3 separate regions of the Homo sapiens genome follow, and regions 2 and 3 are each linked to region 1. A link is a loop called in an ENCODE intact Hi-C map of the cell type or tissue named here. Cell type or tissue: heart left ventricle. All regions are shown on one strand.

The links. A loop is a pair of places that touch in the nucleus more often than their neighbours do. Peaks named below come from ENCODE experiments on the same cell type or tissue, not always from the same donor. Only the 100,000 strongest peaks of a DNase experiment are listed, where the experiment ranks them.
Region 2: it touches region 1 in a loop (2.5-fold over the local background); 15 of 110 quality-filtered maps call a loop at or near these places.
Region 3: it touches region 1 in a loop (2.0-fold over the local background); 10 of 110 quality-filtered maps call a loop at or near these places.

Annotation. Positions count from the first base shown.
Region 1 is chr4:78,783,587-78,786,086 of GRCh38, forward strand. The region is part of intron 1 of BMP2K (BMP2 inducible kinase); the gene reads left to right. Among named protein-coding and RNA genes, the nearest start is that of BMP2K, 8.5 kb to the left of the region's middle. In heart left ventricle, no CTCF peak of the experiment used is centred here; no DNase peak of the experiment used is centred here; H3K27ac peaks cover 1,308 bases.
Region 2 is chr4:78,843,892-78,846,391 of GRCh38, forward strand. It overlaps BMP2K (BMP2 inducible kinase), which reads left to right. Exons shown (of 16, transcript NM_198892.2): 5 at 1,037-1,158. Among named protein-coding and RNA genes, the nearest start is that of BMP2K, 69 kb to the left of the region's middle. In heart left ventricle, no CTCF peak of the experiment used is centred here; no DNase peak of the experiment used is centred here.
Region 3 is chr4:78,833,727-78,836,226 of GRCh38, forward strand. All of the region lies in intron 3 of BMP2K (BMP2 inducible kinase), which reads left to right. Among named protein-coding and RNA genes, the nearest start is that of BMP2K, 59 kb to the left of the region's middle. In heart left ventricle, no CTCF peak of the experiment used is centred here; no DNase peak of the experiment used is centred here.

The sequences.
Region 1 (2,500 bases):
CTTGAGGCCAGGAGTTCGAGACCAGCCTGGCCAACAGGGTGAAACCCCATCTCTACTAAAAACACAAATATTAGCCGGGCATAGTGGCACGTGCCTATAATAACAGCTACTCATGAGGCTGAGGCAGGAGAATCCCTTGAGCCCAGGAGGCAGAGGTTGCAGTAAGGTGAGATAGAGCCATTGCACTCCAGCCTGGGTGACACAGCAAGACGCTGTCTCAAAATAAATAAATAAATAAATAAATAATAAATAAAAATAAAAGTGCTAAATTGTACAAACATGCCAAATATCTTTGCTTTTAGGCTGTAGTCAACTATTGTGGTTAATACTGACATTCTCATGCTGGGCAGATTGAAAAGGCTATGTCTTCGATATTTTAAAAATAATGAAAATGAATTAATATTTGTTAGTATGTTTCATCATGGGGTGCACAGTAGGGAAACTTGGAAAAGGTCCTTGATGTTGTCAATGTTAGAGAATGTACTAGAAAGTGAGACGGATGTCCTTATGTTGATCCTGGGTCTTATATAGTGTTCTTTCTGATCTTGTATATTATCTTGGTTTTCTTTCACCATTTCCCTCCTATTTTTTTGTCAGAACTTGAAGTAGTTTCATATACATCCAATAGAGCTCATTTGGTAGTTATCAAAATGATTAAAGCCTTGACTTGGGATTCCAAAGTTAAGAGTCTTGAACTACCATTTCAAAGCTGCCACACTTTTCTAGTGGTCGGGTATAATATTTCATCTCCAAAAGATTGGGACTGTTTATTCCTTTGTTTTATCTTGCATGCATCTGGTGAACCATTCATCTACCCACAGCCTGCTATTTTTAGGGGACTAAGTTGGGAAGTTGAGTGGTTAATGACTGAGCTGTTTTAAATAGCTGGGCACTTAGTTAATTTGGAGATTCTTTGTCTATGTGTATCAGCTTTACAAATGAGGTCAGTCAGCACATGTCTGCTAACTGTTTCAAAAGTCTCTCTCTGCAGGAAAGTGGTTGTAAGGCCTTTTCTACAGAGAGACTTTGTTTTTGGTTTATCCTAGTCTTGTAGAATTGCAGTAACATTAGAGGCATTTTGCAGTAAGTATTATTTTAAAATATGGAATGATTGTTGTTACTAGTTTGCCCATTTTAACATTTTTAATTATCTTTGAAATAGTGCCTTCTTGGACGCATCTATCGGGGAAAAATACCAGCTGGTAATCCCTGTTCTGCCTCTAACTTGCATTGTGACGTTTTGACTTCAGTTTCCTCAAGAAAAAAATGAAGTGGAAAAAATGAATTTGTAACATCTTTTTCCATTTTAGTATTCTTGGATTCTGTCTATGTAACTGATTTTAACTGCTCTTTTAGATAAATGAGGAGCATGGGACAGGGAGGAATAGCAATGAACAATTTCAGGATTGAGACCATAATGAAAGGATTGTGTTTGATCGTTATACAATTTGAGTTCTTTGACAGACTTCACAATGGAATGGCAATTTATTTTTTAATCCTAAAGTATGAAATTATTTTTATTTTATTTTATTTTATTTTTTCAAGACGGAGTCTTGCTCTGTTGCCCAGGCTGGAGTGCAGTGCTGCAGTTGTGGTTCACTGCAACCTCTGCCTCCTGGGTTCAAGTGATTCTCCTGCCTCAGCCTCCCAAGTAGCTGGGATTACAGGTTCTTGCCACCACACCTGGCTAATTTTTGTATTTTTAGTAGAGACAGGGCTTCACCGTGTTGGCCAGGCTGGTTTCTTAACTTCTGACCTCAGGTGATCTGCCCACCTTGGCTTCCCAAAGTGCTGGGATTACAGTCATGAGCCACTGCGCCCGGCCTAAAATTATTTTTTAATCATTGGAAAAAGGTCTTTTCTAAGAAGTTGCCTTACATGCTAGTCCTTGAGATCCGGGTAGAAGCTCAAATTAAATTGTGTGACATTTCAGAATACTATTTAGTTTCAGTGGGCATGCCACCTTAATTGCTTATTTTACTATCTTGATTGTGTTCTCTAAGAGACTCATGCACAATATATGTATTTTAGAGAGTATTAGTAACAAAACAAAACCTTTTTATTCAAAAAGAATATATGAGGAGGAGGTATGACAGTACTTTCTCTGATGAAGTTTACAGATACAAAGTTTACCCTTGATATGTGTGGGAAATTGGGTACCTTTTGTTTCCAATGCTGTCAGCCCTAATTTGGGTCCTTAATACATCTCGTTTAGAGAATTATATTAGCATTTGGACTGTTCTTTCAGACTCTTTCCTTGCCAAACCAATTCTTGTATTCCTTCCAGTTTATTCTTCCTAAAATGGACTTATGCTCATGTCACTCTCTTACTTGCCTAACCAAGTAAAGTACAAACTCGTTACTCTAGGATTCAGGACCCCCTGACCTGAACCTCCAGTTCAGTATGACCTCCAACCTACCTCTCCAGCCTTAATCTCTTACTCTTACTCCCTACTTATATTACACTGATGTGCTTGGTATTTTCTGCACTTCTCTCAAG
Region 2 (2,500 bases), 60 kb after region 1:
TATGCTTAGTGCTTTTTATGTGTAAACTTATGCAAAAATATATGTTCTAAGTAGATTTCTTTCTGAATCTTTATTTTGTACAAATTTTTAAAAAAGTATACTAAAGTGAAATATAGAAGAAAAGTTATAATAAAACAGTATTTCGATAAAATGGAAATAAATGAATTACTTATCTAAGACTATCATAAAAATAAAAGACATTATGGAAAAAACATGTAATAGTAATTTATTAGGTGCTTACCATATTCCAGACTGTTCTAAGCACTTTACATATTTTAACTCATTTAATGTTCACAACAGTTCCATATGGCAGATTCATATTCTAATTGTCCCCATTTTACGTAAGGAAACTAATGCACATGAATGGTTAAGCAGATTGTCCAAGGGTCCATATGCTAGTTAGTAGGAGATTGGGCTCTGAACCCATATTTTACTGTTCAAGAAACTGACTATAATAATTTATTTTAATTACTACAACCCTGATCTCCAAATTAAGTCAAATTTGTATTTTTTCAGTGTAGTATTTTAAATAAAAATGGTACTAGAAATCAAAGATGGAATTCCAGTAGTTTCTGTTATTATCTATAGAGAAGCTTAAGTGTCAGAAAAGGAGAAAATTGGAAGTATAGTAAAAGAGAGAAGCTGGACTCTGCCAGGTACTAGTTCTTCTCTTTTATAAAAACAGTTTTAGATAGGATTTAGGGTTTCTTTGCCCCTGTACAAATCAACCTGGGTTGGAAGAAGCATTTCTCTGTTCTTAGTAAGAGAAGCAGTAGACATAGTATATTTTTGCTCCCATTCATTTGACCTTCCTCATAATTTGGGTATCTTATGTCTATATATGTGTGTGTGCACTGTGCACATATATGTATATATATGGCACATGTATACTTATTTTTGTATATGGCATATACCCTTCGGTGTTTATTGTGTAAAAATAAGCTTCGTATGTACAAATAACCATTTTTTACAAAGATTGTAAAAAGTTAATTTTCACTTTGAAAATACTACTCATTATTGATTTTCTTTTCTTAAGGTAGAAAATATTTTGTTGAATGATGGTGGGAACTATGTACTTTGTGACTTTGGCAGTGCCACTAATAAATTTCTTAATCCTCAAAAAGATGGAGTTAATGTAGTAGAAGAAGAAATTAAAAAGTAAGTATTTGTCTTTATTGCACTTTTGTCATGGTAATTTTAAGTTAACTTGAGTCTCTGGCCAGCACTGCTAATACAAATTTTAGGTATTTCATTTATAGATTTCTTTGAAATATTTCTGTGCCATAGATGTTGATTAATTCATGTCTGATCTAGCTCAGTAGGAAATATATTTTGCCATAGATGCAGATTTTTTTAGTCTACATTGTAAACAGATTTGTAAAATTTGTTAAATAAGCTGTAGTAATTAGTGAAATTGTTAAAGGGAGTTTGAAATGATTATTGAATTCAGTTAAACATCTTTGTTTTTACTGATACTGAGGATTTGTCCTTGTTAAGAAAAAGTTAAATTATTTGAAAACATTTAAGCTTTTACTTCTTATTTAATATTAAAAGGATTGACTTTTTATGCATTGAAAACTGTGTAGAAAATGAAAGTGTTAAGACTGCATCATCACTGTTACTTTGTAATGTTATACTGGAAAGCTCTGGAATGGAAATATGTCATATCTACTTTATGTTCTCTTAATCCGGTGCTTTCTGTGGTTGCTAAAGTACCTGTGAGAATCTTTCGCTGACTCTTCTGCTTTCTACTTTTAGAAAATGGAACTATTTGTAAATTTTAGGTTATCTTAATAAAGTGATACAGAATGCAGGAAGATCTCTCAGAATAGGACTTTCTAAATAGTTAACCTTTTCTGAGTTGCCTTTCATCACTTCCTCACAAATTCTCTATTGCCTAATACTATGTCAGAGCCATCATTTGAACTGCAATATTTTGAAATAGTTCAAATAGAGCTGATTTTACTCTGGCCCATTTGTATAATACTGTAGATTTCTACGCTACATACTACTACTCAGGAAACTTAGCCTATGATGATTATGTTAGATTTAATAAAAACAAACATGTTAGTAAATATATAAAGTCCTGAAGAATACAAGAATAATAAAGTATTGAATTGGCTTATTGGAGAATACATGTATATAATTTTAAAAATTTATTGGATTGTGATGTTTAGTGGCTGCTGTATAGGATTCTGTCCAAGCATCCCTGACCTGCTAGACATTTTATTTCTTGCTGTTGCCTTTTGAAGTATAAGGTTCAATTGAATGTTTTATTAGCGATGAACAAAAGTTCATGAGGGGTTTTGTCCTTTGTGGCTCAATTAATGGACTTACCATTCATTCAGTTGACAAGTATTTATTAAGGGCCAACACTTTTTTGATGCTGGGGTGGGGGTATAGTGAATAAAAATCCTGTTTTGGTGAACTTTATATTTCTGGCTTCTTAGGTCATTCCTCCACAGTAGTAGTATTCAGACTCTCTCACCAGTCAGAGTGT
Region 3 (2,500 bases), 50 kb after region 1:
CTCCTTAAATGGGTTACTAGGTATCTTTGTTATTTCCAGGGTAGCTGCTAACTAATTCTAGTCACTTATTGTAATCTTACCTTTCATTATCTAATTAGGAATATTGTTAAAACATTATTTAAAACCTAGTCATAGTTACTGCAGTTATGATATGAGCATGTAAACGCAGAATGAGAAAAGTGATATTGAGTTTAAAATAGGAAATCTAAGCAGGTACAGAGTTACAGTTCTTGCTCTCCATAGAATTCTTCTGTAATCCAACCAAGAAGAGGATAATATGTCAATATTAATGTTGTAAGATTTTTCCAGAACTCTACTACGTTATTGTAAACATTAAATTTAACAAATTTGGAGGATGCATTTTGATCTATAGACTTTATAAACCTGTTTTATGTAGTCTCTTGGTGGTGTTTGTAAACATTAGATATAGAAAATCACATTTTATTTGGACCTAATGTGATGTTTTAAAATAAATATTTACTTGTATAGCATACCTTAATCATCATCATCATCATAAAAAAATTCCTGACATTTAAATTTTTTTTTTTTTTTTGAGACGGAGTCTCGCTCTGTCGCCCAGGCTAGAGTGCAGTGGTGCGATCTCGGCTCACTACCAGCTCGGCCTCCCGGGTTCATGCCATTCTCCTGCCTCAGCCTCCCGAGTAGCTGGGACTACAGGTGCCCGCCACGACGCTCGGCTAATTTTTTGTATTTTTAGTAGAGATGGGGTTTCACCATGTTCACCAGGATGGTCTCGATCTCCTGACCTCGTGATCCGCCCGCCTCAGCCTCCCAAAGTGCTGGGATTACAGGCATGAGCTACCGCGTCTGTCCTTAAAAATTTTAATGTGTGGAAAGGTGGAGGCAAATATTCTATTTCCTACAAACTTGCAAGCCATATTTGGCACTTGTGGTTCTAGGGAGCCCTGGTTTACATTTACATTCTCTTCAGAAAGTAATGATTGTTAATTACTATCCCAGAAACTCTTACAGTTTCCTGAAGGTTGCGGAAAAAGAGGGGGATGATGGTGATGTTGGAGAAAATATGATCTTGTTTACTGCAGTATTTTAAGGAGGAAAGGATGGGGAAAATGAAGTGAATCAATGTGACAATACCTACCGTGATGTATTTGTAACTTATTTCCATACACAATATTTAACAACCAGATGTTTCTTGATTTTTCTTTATATCTTATCTTCTCTACTATAAAGTACTGTACTGTGATCTCTTTTAGGAGAAGATGCTGATTTTTTTCTACCCCATTTTCCTGAATTCTAGCATTTATAGTGCTAATTCTTAGAGTTTACTTGTAGCCCTTGACTACTTGTAACTTTTAAAAGATACTTGAATCAAGCATAATCATAACCTTGGATTAATTTAATTGTCACTTAGAAGACATCTTAAAAGGGGAATCAAATGACCTTCAAGTTTTAGGGGCAAATTTTATTTTAAAGTAGAAGAATGATCATATCTGTTTTTTGAGGAATGCATTGTTTTGTTTTAAAAATTTTTTAGAAATAGTTATCCGGTATTCAAATCATCAAGCTCTGTGGTATATGAAATTTAAAATTTTTATCAAAGTAATTTGTATATATGGTTTAAAAAGTCAAATAGTTGGCCTGGTGCGGTGGCTCACGCCTGTAATCTCAGCACTTTGGAAGGCAGAGGCGGGTTGATCACAAGGTCAGGAGATCGAGACCATCCTGGCTAACACGGTGAAACCCTGTCTCTACTAAAAATACAAAAAAAAAGTTAGCCGAGCGTTGTGGCAGGTGTTTGTAGTCCCAGCTCCTCGGGAGGCTGAGGCAGGAGAATGGCATGAACCCGGGAGGTGGAGCTTGCAATGAGCCGAGATCGCGCCACTGCACTCCAGCCTGGGCACATAGCGAGACTCCGTGTCAAAAAAAAAAAAAAAAAAAAAAGTCAAATATCTTAAGCTGTGGCTGAATCAGTACCCTCCTGCCTCATCCCTCTTCTCAGAGGTAGTCCCTTTAAAATATTTGAGATGTTTCTTATATTTACTTCCATATTTCCACACTGCATTATATAAAAGAGAATCAGTAATTTTAGTGATTTCTTAAGGGTACAAAAGAGAAAGGACTTAGAAAATCAAGGGAAGTATATAATTCTGTGCATGAAGAGGCTCTTGAAAGAAAGTTTTCTAGTGCTACTTTTGATGTTTTAGATATTGTCTCTAAGAAAAGATAGGAATTTTACTTCTAGTATAGATATTCTCAGGTTTTGGACCAAATCAGTGTTTATTTTCCCATTTAATGGTGTCTGTAGTTGTATTTTCTTATCCTTTTTTTTTCCTGGAATTAGTAATTACCTCGGTTTTCATTTGCCTAATTTTCTTCATGTATATTAATATTTTAGTCCCGCATTTTCCAATAGAAGTAAAAATAATTGGCTGGGCGCCGTGGCTCACACTGATAATCCCAGCACTTTGGGAGGCTGAGGCGGGCGGATCAAGAGGTCAGGAGTTCGAGACCAGCCTGA